2 separate regions of the Mus musculus genome follow, and region 2 is linked to region 1. Evidence: chromatin contacts called from ENCODE Hi-C data. All regions are on one chromosome and are shown on one strand. Each heading gives the region's core, a stretch centred on a gene start or an enhancer-like site at or near the end of the contact. The rest is flanking DNA. Distances are from core to core; before and after follow the strand shown.

Region 1 (7,034 bases), core at 1,881-4,380:
CTTGCTTCCTCTTTTCTTTATGAGTCCATTAGTGCCCTGTGGCTGAAGTGATAAGATGGCACAGGTGGGGTGGCTTGAACAACAGATACATATTCTCTAGGCTGGAAGTCTGAGATTCGGGTGCCTGAAGTATGGAAGAGCCTTGCTCCATATGAGTCCATTCTGAGTACTCCACACTGGGAGTGGATCACCCTTTGACAGTGTCGATGCAGAAGCCCCACTGTCAGCTGCAGTGGCAGGCCCATTGCATGGCCTAGGCCACACGTGGCAAATGCTCCAGGCCCTCCTTGTGTCTTGCAGGCATCTTTCCCAGCCAACCTGCAGCTTGTCCTTGTTCTTCGGCCCACGGGCTTTTTCCAGAGGACTCTCTCGGACATTGCCTTCAAGTTCAACAGAGATGAGTTTAAGATGAAAGTGCCGGTGAGTGCTCGCTTGAGCCGTGTCAGCAGAAGCGAGCTTTAAGTACATTCTTGGCATGTGGTAAAGTCTCACAAAGTGACCTAGCAAATAAAACCCCAGAGATTTGGTTGGAAGCAACACTGCCCCTGAGCTCTGGCAGTGGAAGCTTAGTGGGCTCCACTTCCCTTGAGCCCTGCCCCGCCCAAGCTAGTGGTCCATCCATTCAAGGCAACAGCCTTGGGTAGGTCCCAGGGGATAACTGCATCAGAATACTGTAAGTCACCTACTGTCCTATGCCAGCCCACTGTGAGGGGCACACCCCAAACATCTCAGAGAAAGGGAGGCTGGTGGAGGGCATCTGTGTGTCCTGAGGCCATGGAGGGCACCTAAGCTGCTAGCCACACATGTGCTGGACCTCAGCCAGCCGCAACCCAGCAGGGGAGTTCCTCCCTTACCTCCATGTCTCCCACCAGCATGGGTCAGCCCTTCTCATCCCCCACTGAGAAAGGACCCTCGTGGTACTCTACTCCCCTCAAAAACCAAGACCAAGATAAACCAAGATAAAGTTCCTGAAAGCACACACTTCACAGCCGTGACTCCTGGCACCCAGGAGCTGCCAGAGAGTGACCCTAGGAGTCTGGTTCTTTTTCACAAAGAGAATGGGAGCACAGGGACCATTTGCCAGGCTGTGGGACCCACACACACACACACACACACACACACACACACACACACCAGCAGTGTCACCCAGATGGCTTTTGGAAATAGAATTTGGGCTGGTCGCTGTCCACAATGCTGTCTGCTGTGTCTCGGGTTTCAGGTGGCGGATACCTTCTCTTTCCCAACTGTCTAAAGCCTCTGTCCACCCCTCACACCAGCTCCCTGACTGGCTAGAGCCCTTCAAAGCAGCAACAATGGAGGCTGGGCTCGCTACCCACCCTGCCCTGCCCCTACAGCAGTCTTCCTCAAGAATCAGAGTAATGGCTAGGGAAGAATGCTCAGCCCCCCCCAAGTCCTGAAGGGGTGACTGTGACTCTCTAAGAGTCGAGAATTGGTAGCTCCGAGAATAACTGGCCCCCAGGTCTATGGGAAGATACTCAACCCCATGTCTCATGGCATCTCTTTCTAGACAGCCCACTTCTTAGACCTAGTCAAGGACAGAACCACTCTCTGCAATTGATCACCTAGCTAGAGGTCAAGTCCTGATCCCCAAACTAGATATGGGAGACACATTCATAGCTCTTGCTACTGAGCCCCATGGATGCTGGAGTGACACTCTGCCCCTCCCCTCTTATGATCAGATGACGTCAATGTGCCTGGCCCTTCCCCACCTTCAGCAAGTAAGCCACACTAACAACAGTTTCCCTTACTTCTGAACGTGATGGGAAAATAAGGTTGAGGCCATCTATGATAGTGTGTGGTCTCTTTTATAAAACTATTTCATCGTATTATGTTAATAGGTGTTAAAATGGGTTTACAGAAACTGTCCTGGCACCAGTAAGCTCACAGACCAATCTTAGATAAATTCTAGAATTATCGGAGAATTTGGCTTTTAGAAGGTATCTGATACCTTTTCCACTTTACTGATCTCATGGCAAGAGAGCTCTGTAGAAGCACTCTGGGCTCCTCACCTTCTCTGTTATGATTGGAAATGTATCACACACACACACACACACACACACACACACACACGTACTAAGGTTAAGGATAGAGGCTTCCTTGAGTTACCCAATCCGTCTTTGGCTTACTGGCTATGAGCCAAGGTTGCTTGGCAGCATGTGGATACATTTATTAGAAGAACCAAGAGAAAATGGAGCAGCTCTGTGAGAACTCTGTTTTCCAGCTCAAACTGAGAGTCTAATGCTTTTGTATCTGGCCGTCGTACTTCAGTGGGGACCTAACATCTAGACTGCTTCTCAGCACTGGGAATGGCTCCTTGCTGGGAAACTCGGTTCCCAGCAACCCTGACTTCCGCCCAGAAGTCACCAGAGCATTTTCTCTATTGTAACAACCAGGTTGTCTCTAGACATCCCCAGTAGAGAGCCCCCGCTTTACACTGACTCAGTGTTGAATAATAGATGTCAGGGTATCAAATAACATCTGCACCGAGCCTTTGGAAGTTTATTCTGTAGTATCTGCCTGACAGCTTACAAAGCAAAGTCTTTATTTTCATCTAAAACTCATGGTAGAATGGCCTCAGAAAGGACAAGAGAAAGGTGAGGGCCAGCTACAGATGAAGAGCTTGGCTGGCTGCTGCGACCACACAAAGTAGGACCCTTTCGGAACTGTCAATCTAATGAGAGGGGAGTCTGTCTGGCTCTGCTGCTAAATTGATTCTCACCAGTGCCTAAAATGATGTTAGTGGCGTTCTCATCAGGAACCAGCATAAACTGGTTTCTTAGGAAGCAAAACTCTATTCCCTCAGCATACTGAGCTCCTTGCCAGAGAAAGTACTGCCACCCGTGGCTCATGTCCAGTGGCCTCACTGAGTCCCCACCATCTCCCAGTGAGATCTGTCAGAATGTGCCCATCGTATAGATGAGGAAACCAAGGAACAATTTGAATAAGAGGCTTGCATGGGGCCTGTCGACCAGAGGGCGGAGCTGGCCCCATTCAAGTCAGAAGCCAGAGCCACTGTGACGTCCGGGGCAGGGTGCCTGATGCTGCTCCCCTCTCTCACAGGTCATGATGCTAAGCTCAGTGCCAGAACTACACGGCTACATTGATAAGTCGCAGCTGACCGAGGACCTCGGGGGGACCCTGGACTACTGCCACTCCAGGTGGCTGTGCCACCGCACAGTGAGTGGGCCTGGGTGCTCTGCAGCCCTGTTCTCATTACTTCATAGGCCGGCAGAATAGTTTTCACATGACAACACTGCCTTTTAAAAACACGCTCACATGAAGTTCCTTCCCCAAGAATGAGGAGATGGTCTCTGTAGACCTTAGTCACTGTAAAGAGAGACCATGAGTAATGACCCTGGGTGCGGCTCTCTCTGAGCTTAGAGGGAAAAAAAACCCTGCCAAGCTCTGTGTTGTGGTCTGGACACTCACAAGTCTCCTATCAAGGAGCTGGAGGTGGACACCCTGAGTACAGAATGACCCCGGGCGACAGGGATATTTGCAAAGCCTGCCTTGTACATTTCTGAAGGAGCGTTAAGTTGAGACACTCACCAGAAGGTATTTGCTGGCACCCGTGTGTCTACAGGGCTTGGGGGCCACCCTCTCCTTTCCAAGAACAGTCATGGTGTCAGCTTTCAGAGCTGCAGGCTGCCACGGCCCTGTGCAGGATTCTGTGACCGTGTTCTCCCTCCTCCCCAGGCAATTGAAAGCTTCGCCCTGATGGTGAAGCAGACAGCCCAGATGCTGCAGGCCTTTGGGACCGAGCTGGCTGAAACAGAGCTGCCGAATGACGTCCAGTCAACCAGCCTGGTGCTCAGCGCACACACAGAGAAGAAGGCCAAAGTGAAGGTGAGTGTGGCTTGTGGGGCTGGGGTTCAGAGCAGGGCAATTTGATCCTAGACACAAGATGTCAGATGAGTTGCCACGCGGAAGGGCCAGAAGTAAATGTGTCTCTGGGGCTCTTGATAGGACACTGAGAACTGGCCATAGCCCTGTCAAAGCCCCATAGACAAGCCCTGTTAGAATGTGTGTGCGTGGATGGACAGCACCCTTGAGCCCAGAAAACCTGGGGGGCTTCAGAGTCTGTCCAAAGCCAAGACCAGAGCACTTCTCTGGTGGGTGTGCCCTGTAGGGGGCCGGGCAGCTCCAGTGTAACCAGGCAGGGCGTCTGCCAGTTCCTCTCACGGGTGACTGATGGAGTTGTGGTTGAATTTGCTGCATAAAATACCATTGTGCTACAAGCTCCCATGGCTTTCTGGGGTCAAGACATCCTGCATCACTGATGGCTTTGACATGGCAGGGTCTGGGTGGCTGTAAGCTGTCGTGTCCTGAAGATAATTCCCCATCTCTGCAAGGCATGTCTCTCACACCTTCGAAATGGCTTTTGCCTGTAAAAGGCCAGCTATAGGAGATGCGCAAAAGTCGGGTTTCCAAAAGTTGCTTTTGACCTCATCCCCGTGCCCCGAGTGACCCGAACCCTAGCTTTGCCACAGCAAGCAGCAGTGGTGCCATCCTTGCTAGTGTATGTTTTTGTTTTTAAATTAATTCTTTGAGGATCATATATAAGTATACAGTGTCCTCGACAGTTTTAAGTGCTCTGTGTGATCACCCACAGTGCACAGTGTTCCCACCCCATGCTAGCCCCACCTACTCACTGTCGAGACCTGAGCCCAGCCAGCTGGCTGCAGTGCAAACCCTGTGTTCTCTCTCTCTCTCTCTCTCTCTCTCTCTCTCTCTCTCTCTCTCTCTCTCTCTCTCTCTCTCTCTCTCTCTCTCTCTCTCCCTCTCTCCCTCTCTCTCTCTCCAACCCCCACCCCCGCAGGAAGATCTGCAGTTAGCACTGAAGGAGGGGAACAGCATCCTGGAGAGCCTCAGAGAGCCACTGGCTGAGAGCGCGGCCCACAGTGTGAACCAGGACCAGCTGGACAATCAGGCCACCGTGCAGAGGTAAGGCCCACACCTGCCTGCCCTCCCGTGCTCTGGCCAAGGTGCAAGACTTCCACAGATACATAGCCACTGTGAAAACACTCGACTACCAGCCAAAACGATTGCAACAGATCCCAAGTAGGTAGCCCTCTGGCCAGCCTCCCATGCTAAAGAAGGGGAGGGGGGAGTTCAAGAACAGACAGTTTCACAGTTGGGAAAGTGTTCAGCAGCAACAATAGCAGAGCACCTTAGATTCGAATGCCTCCCACATCCCCAGTGCACCGTAGGAGAGTAGCTCAGGGTGCCTGTGTTCTAGCCTTGTGTCTTCAGGCATATGTTTTACTATCACAGTAAAGCTACTGCCTGTCTTTCTCACTGGTTCTCCAAGTTTATAACACAACACAGGACAGGGTGCCATCTGTCAATGTCCACTAGTGCTCCCTGTTGCTTTGACACATTGAGAGCCCTATCTGCCTCCTTATCACACTGTAGACTCGAGGGATGCTGTTCTCACCTACAGGACAGGCTCAGGGTACCTGGATGCATCAAATTTTATCCAGAAACCCAGTGGTAGGCAGCCAGGCTCTTGGCCTCTGGCTTTCACCTGGTGCTCGCCCCCACAGGCTGTGGCTGTATGCAGAGCAGGCATGTTGTATTGGGAGTATAGGAAAGGCACATAGTAGGTTACCAAGGCTCCCTAGCAGGAGATCTAGCCACCATCACCCTGGAAAAATTATCAAGTCCTCCAAGACTAGGTAAAGGGTGAGAACAAGGTGGTACTGGTTGGTTCTGTTTAAAGTCCTTTAGCAAGAAGTAATCCTAAGGGCGAGGGTGGCGAGCACCAGCGCTACACCTCTGCAGCCAACTGCTCTTCACCCTGGCCAGGGGTTGTCCTCAGTAAGCCCAATGGCCCTTCAAAAGTGAATAAATGTGGGACTAGGGAGATGGCGCAGTTGATGGTGCTTGCCATGCAAGAACAAAAATGTGGCTTGGGATCACCAGTAGAAAGCTTGGGTGTAGTGGCTCATATTTGTAATTTCAGTACTGTGCAGGTAGACACAGGCAGATTCCTGGTACATACCAGTCAGACATTCTAGTGGAGGTGGCAAGATCTAGGCTCCATGAGAGACCCTGTCTCAAATAACAATATGGAAAGCAACTGAAGAAGGCTTCTGGTGTGTTCTCTCTCTCTCTCTCACATACACACACACACACACACACACACACACACACACACACACACAAATAGGGCTCTGCCCTGCCGCATCCGTGTGACACAGGCATGGGTGCTGGAGAGAAGTTTGAGCCTCAGGTCTTGTCTGATGTACATCTCCCCAGTGTCTCTCAGAACCCTGAGAACTGTAGGAGTTGGCACATGAGGCTGGGGAGTCACTGGAAGGCTTATCAGGGAGACCTCTGTGCACTGTGGGAGGCACAGTCTTCCTCACTCCTGCCACCCCTCCCTCTCTTTTTCAGGCTCCTGGCCCAGCTGAATGAGACGGAGGCTGCCTTTGACGAATTCTGGGCAAAGCATCAGCAGAAGCTGGAACAGTGCCTGCAGCTGCGGCATTTTGAGCAAGGTTTCCGGGAGGTGAGTGGCTGACCTGCGGGCTGTGGGACGCTGCCTGCCTTTCAGGAAGTGGGAGGAGGTTCCTCTGCTGTCTTTCTAACTCAGCGGTCCTCAACCCATGGGTCGCAACCCCCTCGGGGTCACCCAGGACCAACCTGCATATCAGGATATTTATTTATATAAAATGCACAACAGTCAGAAAATCACAGTTATGAAGTAGCAATAAAAATAATCTTATGATTGGGGGTCACCACAACATGAGGGTCGCATCATTAGGAAAGTTGAGAACCACTGGTCTAACTTATATGGCAACTGAAGAAGGCTTTCCAGAACAGGTGACATCTCAAATCTCTTTGTCATTCATGTGTGGAAGGGATCCCGTTGTTTCTACCTCCACATCCCATACTGAGATTTTAGGCACTCACAGCTATGCCCAGCTTTTTATGTTGGTGCTGGGGGGTTTGCCTCAGGAGACCAACTCTTGCCTGTCGAGCCACCTCAGTCACGATAGCATTTTAAA
Region 2 (7,034 bases), core at 276-2,775, 260 kb after region 1:
CGCCCGGCTTCTGACTGTAGTTTTAAGTCCTGTTCTCCAGAGGTTGTGAGCTGTGGTGTGCTCTGAGCTGTACTATCGACCATAAAAGCAGATAAGTATGCCCCCAAAATATGAGAGGAAATAAAGATTTGGAATTCATAATACTTTCGAAGCATCTCGATCCCCGTAGTGTGGTGAAAGCACCTCAGCAGTGTGCTTTCTTCTGCCTCGTTATTCAGGGGCAAGTTGATGATATTCCTATACAATGACCACAGAATCCATAAATACCTGCGTTTCATCATGAGGTACACTCAGAAAGATGCTTCACCATTTTCAACAAGCTGTGACACCATATCTTATCAATGTGTGTCTGCTCTATTTAGAGACACGGCATTGGTGGCATTCCTATACAGTGACCACAGAACTAAGCTGGGCGTGCTCACGACAGACGGACAGAGCAGGGAATGCGTATGTGGGGTCTGTTGGCTCAACTGCTGGCCTCAGGCCTCAGTTTTGCAACGATGGCATGCCAGACCTGCAGGGTATTACCATCACACTGTGTCGAGAAAAGACACACGGCGCTTGTATATGGGCGCGTCTCTGAAATCCAGGTAACATTTTGTTGATTTTAGCTCCTTAGGAAACAAGCTTTGTTCTTCCATGTCCAAAACTCTTCCTTAGACAATTTACTCATAAATTACGCCCAAACTGGATCGCTCGGACAGACAGCTCAACCTTAATTATTTGGATCGGAGATGCCACCCCCAAACAATGTTATCTCAGTGGGCCCACATTTCAAGCTCTTCTTTATAGACTTAGAATAAGATGCTCAGCCTCTGCAGTGCACCTATGTCTGTCTGTGCTTTGTCTCCCCCACCCCTGCCCCGCCCTGCAGAGCAGCTCCTAGAGGGTTGCTCACCTAACACAGAGACAAGCGAACACTGTTCAGAACCAGGAGCTTAATTATCTGCCAAGGGCTGCTGTCCCCTAAAGACACTCAGGAGAAACATGACCTGCCCGCTGCCTCTCAGGCTCCAGGTCTTGGGGGAATATTAAATCCCTGCCTTCAGCAACAGTGTCAGGTAACACAGGGCTCTAAGACACCACCTTCAGGGTTCTTGGTACTGGTTTGCTATCAACCCAGGTGGCCTGTCTTTCTACCCCAGCACACTTGGAGCCACGAATACGCCAGTCAGTCCTACCTGTGGTCAGGGCTTCAGCAGTCGCCATGTGCATGATGGTGTTGTCGCTCACTGGCCACCTCCCAGGTGAGAGCACAAGGCTGTCCAGCCCCCCTGTCTTTTGCAGCTCCTCCTGGATTGAGCCTAAAACGCTGTTCTCCCTGCAGATGTTTCCATAGCCGAGGGCATCTCCAACACTCCCCAACAGCATTGCAGCCTTGAACTTCTCCATCTTGGAAGGTGACCCCTCTTACCCTGCGGTTGCCTTTGTCCTCTCCTGGCCACCCTTAGCCAGCCCCGCTGACATTTATACTGGTCATTGTATCACCATCCAGCACTCTCCAAATGACCAGGCGTTCCTTCCCTGCCTTGGCAGGTGGCACCAATGAGATAAAGGCTCAGAGCTCACCACGTGGGAGCTGTTTGGGACACGCTGGCTCTCCAGCAAAGGAGTCTGCTGGCACCAGTGTACACCCAGCCAGCTCAGCCCAGCTCAGAGCCCGTGAGCTGTGCTACTCTGTCAGCACCTTGGTGAGTTGTGCCCCCTGCTGGCAGAGCGACATACCACAATGAGAACATACTGCTCCATCCCGGTTCCTTGACCATCTGCTCTGCCCTACCTTCAGACAGACACACTCCTTTTGCCCCTTCTTGTCTGCCCTCTTTCACTCAGCATAAAACTGAGGCCCACCCATTGTAGTTTTATGCTTTTAGAAAACTTTTCTGGCTGGGCAGTGGTGATACACGCCTCTAGTTTCAGCATTCAGCATTCAGGAGGCAGGGGCAGGTGGATCCCTGAGTTTGAGGCCAACCAGGTCTACAGAGTGAGTTCCAGGACAGCCAGGGCTACACAGAGGAACCCTGCCTCAAAAACAAAACAAAAAAAACAAAACAAAAAAAAAACCAACAACAAAAAACAAACAAAACCCATCCCTTATTATAAAATTGAGGGCTGTGGGCTGCAGTAGACCCGACAGAGCAATGTTACCTAATGTATACAAGGCCCTTGGTCTGATCCTCAGTTCCATTAAAACCATGACATGAGAGAAAACCTTACAAGAACGAGAACTCCCAGCTCCTGTGAAAAAGTGTTCTCTCACAACTTAGTGTCCAGTAAGGGGCTCCAGTGCTAACCTTTAGTGATGCGTGTCTATACAAACAAACTTCACTTGTTGTAAACATCACTGCCTGCTCATGGAATTATTAAATAATGAGGATGGATAGGTGCACTTTATAAAGCCAGGCTTCTTGGTTTGAAATGACCTAGGTCAACCACCTCCCTATACCCTGTCTCAAGCACAAACCTTGCAGCCTCAGACATTGCTGGCCCTCTTGTGACGTAAATCTGTCACCCAGAATTGGCAGTGCATCACTTGGACTTAGAATACAATTGGAAAGAACTTTAGTGTGTAACAAGACGCCCTTCCTGCTGGCCCAACTCTCAGTCTGAAGCAGTCCCACAAATCCAGAAGGTACATAGCTCCCATCCAGACAGACAAACAGCAGAAGCCAGCAGGAGCCAGCTCCCACTTACGGTGTACCAACTTATGGACAAGTGTGACCTGGCTCAAGGAGTGAGGTCCAAGGACTCTTGGGAGAGGCTTTGTTGTGGATGTTTGGAAACCACTTCTACACTATTCGGTCAAAATCACACACAAGATAAGGCTGCCTCACTAGTCTGTCTACCTGACATTCACAGAGCCCCTTCTGTTACAGGATGCTAGGCACAGCAAAAGAAGCTGGGAAGTTGACTTCTGCGCCCACAGAGCATCAAGTATGAACTGCACTGAACATTTAAACTACCACAACTCAGCACCTACGTCACTTAGACAAGGAGTATGCTGTCTCCTCTGGGAAGTGGAACAGATTACATGCATCTCCTAAACCTGTGGTGTTGGGTAAATATGTTCTAGATATAATCTTAGCTGTAGTAGCATATTCTGATAGACGGCCCCCACATTCCAGCATATTGGGCAGAGAAAGCGACCTGGAGGGATGGAGCTGTCTGTCTGTCTCCAACATGCTACTTACCTGGTGAGGATGCAATGTGGCAAGGGCTTGCTTGCTGTCACTACAGAGGCTCTTTCTGTTGCTCCAAGACAAAGCCCAGGACCTTGATGTGCACAGGTAGGTATTTGTGCAACCAAGAATAAAGGACATCACAACACCAGGGAAAATATTTTATTTACTATGTCTGAAGTTTTCAGCATTTCTGTAACATGCACAATTCAAGTGTAAATAAGAGAACAGAAAGCACAATTGTTTAAAAAGCCTTTATCAATTACTGGTATGTCACAGCCTATTGACAATCCCATAGAACTTAACTTATTTATGCTTGTTTGCCTATTTGTTTTACTGTGTGAGTACATGTGTGTGGGGAGTACATGCATTTCATGGCACATGTGTGGAGGTCAGAGGACAACTGGAGAAGTCACTTCTCCCCTCCACCACGTGGCTCGCAGGGACTGAACTCAGGCTGGGCAGCACATGCCTTCACCTGCTCAATCATATCACTGCTCCTTTCCCTGAAGAATGTTAAATCTTAGAAATAAGAATGTATTGCAGACCTTCAAGATTTAGTTCTTTGTATCTATAAACTTCTCTGAACAGAAGTTAACTACAAGTCAGGAACCCACAAAGCCTGGAAGGAAGTTGTTTTCCAGGTTTTCACTAAGTCAGTTTGGTTACGTACGCTCTCAAAGATGTCCCGGTTGTCCCTTGACAGACCTGCGCTGACAGGCCACTAGTGATGTCATCTCACGCACCGAGGGGCTGGCTTTGTGGAGACTGGTTTCCAGTTCTGACCCTCCACCTCCTGTGAGATTCCCGTTCATTAGCAATGTCCACCTCGTAGGGCACGCATGCCTCAGAGCTGCTTCCTACCCCAGGAGCAGGCCCCAGTACCAGGAGCTGCCCTACAGCACATATGGGGCATGCTTTCTGTGTTTAGGCATTGACGAGTCCCCTGTCCTGAAGTGGGCCCAGCATATCTGCCCCACGGCCCTGTAGGCTGGGCAGCAAGGCACGCGTGTGACACCAAGTCTTGGCAAGTGTGAGGTAGGGTCAGCACAGTGATGTTCGAAGCTTGACACCAGATGAGCAGGTAGGATCCAGGCCCTCTATGCCTGTGTGCATGAGTGCACGCTGACCAGAAAAACACTGGAAAAGCAGATGGTGACACGGCACGGTGACACGGCACAGACCCAGGCGCAGACAGGTGAGACAGGGCTTTGGGTGTGGATTCCTTCTGGATGACGTATGTTTGCTTCCAAATGTATATGGCTTTCGAAGGGCTGGACACTGGGCACTGAAAACATCATAGACAGGTGACGGGAACTGGTGCATCTGATTTGTAAATCTAATTCATCACTCAAAAAGAAGTGTTTCTCATGGAAAACGTCCTTTTAAATATAAAATATATTAAAAAAATAAGAAACTTCTCAGGAGGCAGCATCCAGGCCTATAGTGATAACCTCATTAGAAGTGAACTGGCCGACCAGCTTGTCAACAGTTGGATATGAACCTGCTGGACCTATCCTGTGCCAGCCACCCTGTGCAAACTGCAACAGTCTCTTCTAGAGAAAATGAAAGCAAAGCATCTAGTAAATCTAGAGATTTGATAATTCAAAACTATCCATCTTGAATACCAAGATTAAAAGCAGTGGGCTCTCGGGCAAGGCCACCTTCCTGAGGCGTGTGTTTAACAGCTTGGACTTGTGTAAAAGATACGTCATTCTGAGGACACAGGTGCTGCTTTGAAGCATAACTGTAACATGATTCCAGTTTGGAAACGGCTGGTGCTCACCGTAACGTCAGGAGCTGGACAGCAAGCTCTCAGCCCTGCGAACAGGGTCTACGTTGCTTTCTCTAAAGACAAGTCATGCAGGCGGCTTCTAAAGCACTAGGTCTGCCCATGTCCCCGATGTCCCGAGGCGCTTCTGTGTGTCTGCACGTCAGCCACTGCAGCCTTTAAGCAGAGTAAGGGTTTGCTTCATGAGTGGACGAGGAAGACTCTGAGGTCAGCGACAAATGCACACAGCAACCCACGCAGCTGTCTCCTCCAAGACACGCCCATCCTACCCGCCATCCGGCTTTTCCATCTAGAAAGGGCTGCGTCTCCCGCCTGTGACCACTGGCCGTGCGTATTCTACAAAGTCATCTATAAGGACAGGCCATGCTCCTAAAGGGAAACAAACAGATTTTTAAAATAAGTCTCATGCCAGTATTTTTATATTAAAAATATTCTTTCCCCATTCTAACATCTAAAGAAACAAAGGAATCTGAAGCTTATGCAACTTGTGTCTGATCACATGACTCGCTGAGTCACTTCTGTTCCAGGAAATAGGGTGAGTGAGTGGTGGGCTTGATGTCCTCGAGACCACATTCACTGATCATGCCTACATGGTGGCTTCTCAGGCCTCAGCCGATTCATAGGCAGTCAGTCAGACTCTGTAGACTGGGAAGGAAGCAATGCCCGGGAGCACTAATCCCTAGTCATGGGCACTCTTCCTCTGACTCCTTACCAGAGACCCCAAGTATATCCAGTGCAGAACACCACAGCTCACGGGCTCCTCCGCTGCACCGGCACGTGCTGCCTCTCATGCTAGCTGGCTTCTGGCAGACAGTCATGGCTCCTGAAAACCAGGCTGTCTATATTCAACTATCTCTTCATTTCCACATGCTCTCGTTAGGCACTGGCTATGAGCTGGACATTGAGCGGGGAGGTCACAGAGATGAGGGACAGGATGTGAGACAGATGCTGTCAGTGACAGGTGCTGTCCACAGGCATGAGGGATGAGGGCGTCCTGGACAAAATCCTGGAGCTACACCTAGAGGGGAGAGCAGCCACCTGGACCAGACACCTCTCTTGGGGAGCAGTGCTACTGTGGGAGGATGTCTCTGATGTGAGGTTCTCTGGCATCAGGGAAAACATGTCTAGACTTATGACAGCATGTGCAAGTCATGCTACCCAGGTTTGATGTGGCTACAGGGGCTGACAAGGCAGTAAGCCAGTACACTGCTCTTAACTCCTGTGGGTGGGCAGCCCTTCTGGGTCAGTGTCTGCTCCGCACTCTGGGGCTAGTCAAGTAGCATCCGTAGGGTGTGTGAGCATCTCTGGTAACCCTGTGAAATCCTACAACTTCTAGTACCTTCTTCATCGTAGTTAGACAAATCATCTGCAATCATGTTTCCAAAATCTAGGAGAAGGTTCCAAGTATCCCTTGGAATTGATCTTTTGTGATGCTCCTAATACATAAGAGAAAAACATCCACCAGGTTAAGGTTCAGATCTCAGCTCTCAGATATCACAGTGGGCAGGGCACACTGCGTCAGGAAGCGGTTCTCCTGAACGTAGGGAGGAGCGCAAACGCAAAACCATCACAAGGAAAGGCAACGGACGTCCATCAACGGTACGTGCTAGGTGCCATCTGTCCAAATGAGGAAGACTGAAGGATCTAGAAACATTTTACACTGACAACTGTACATTCCTGCTTTGGTCACACAGAAGGCCAGTCTCTAAATGTCTTCACCCTCCCCCCACATCCTCAAAACTGTTAGGAGGAAAGGACGCGGGACAATATGGAGTTCTAGTTCTCCTTGTCTTATTTCCTCAGCTATACTTCCACAAGTCAAGTGTTTCTTGAGTGGGATAGTTGTTTAAAAATAATCTCTGTTTCTTAATATTCTACTTGTATCAAAAACATAGACTAATACAGCACCCTTACCACAGAGAGGCAAGTTCTGGGGTGAAGCTGGGCCCCCAGGGCTCCCTCTCAGCTGGTTCTCCCCTGATGGCCTGCAGAGTACTCGTCAACTCAAACTTAGTACTGTCACACCAGCCTCTACATGCCAATGCACACGTGTAATTGTGCAA

What was found. Hi-C counts contacts between places; a loop is a spot of excess contacts on that map.
Region 2: a loop to region 1 is called in a map of gastrocnemius, with 2.3 times the contacts of the local background. The contact joins the promoter of Adprhl1 here to the enhancer-like site in region 1. A Hi-C loop is called at or near these places in 4 of 37 maps with a recorded cell type or tissue (T-helper 1 cell, gastrocnemius, regulatory T cell and 1 more).

What each region holds. Positions count from the first base shown.
Region 1 is chr8:12,993,529-13,000,562 of GRCm38, forward strand. Mcf2l (mcf.2 transforming sequence-like) reads left to right here. Exons shown (of 31, transcript NM_178076.4): 5 at 301-420; 6 at 3,082-3,198; 7 at 3,718-3,867; 8 at 4,841-4,965; 9 at 6,421-6,535. Among named protein-coding and RNA genes, the nearest start is that of F7, 29 kb to the right of the region's middle. Within about 2 kb of position 3,131, at least 1 of the 3 ENCODE cell types and tissues checked has a DNase peak (open chromatin) inside an H3K27ac peak, as active enhancers do.
Region 2 is chr8:13,252,637-13,259,670 of GRCm38, forward strand. Adprhl1 (ADP-ribosylhydrolase like 1) reads right to left here and starts at 1,526. Exons shown (of 7, transcript NM_172750.4): 1 at 1,182-1,526. The coding sequence starts at 1,392. Dcun1d2 (DCN1, defective in cullin neddylation 1, domain containing 2 (S. cerevisiae)) reads right to left here. Exons shown (of 7, transcript NM_001024504.2): 6 at 6,311-6,407; 7 at 3,327-5,340. The coding sequence ends at 5,261.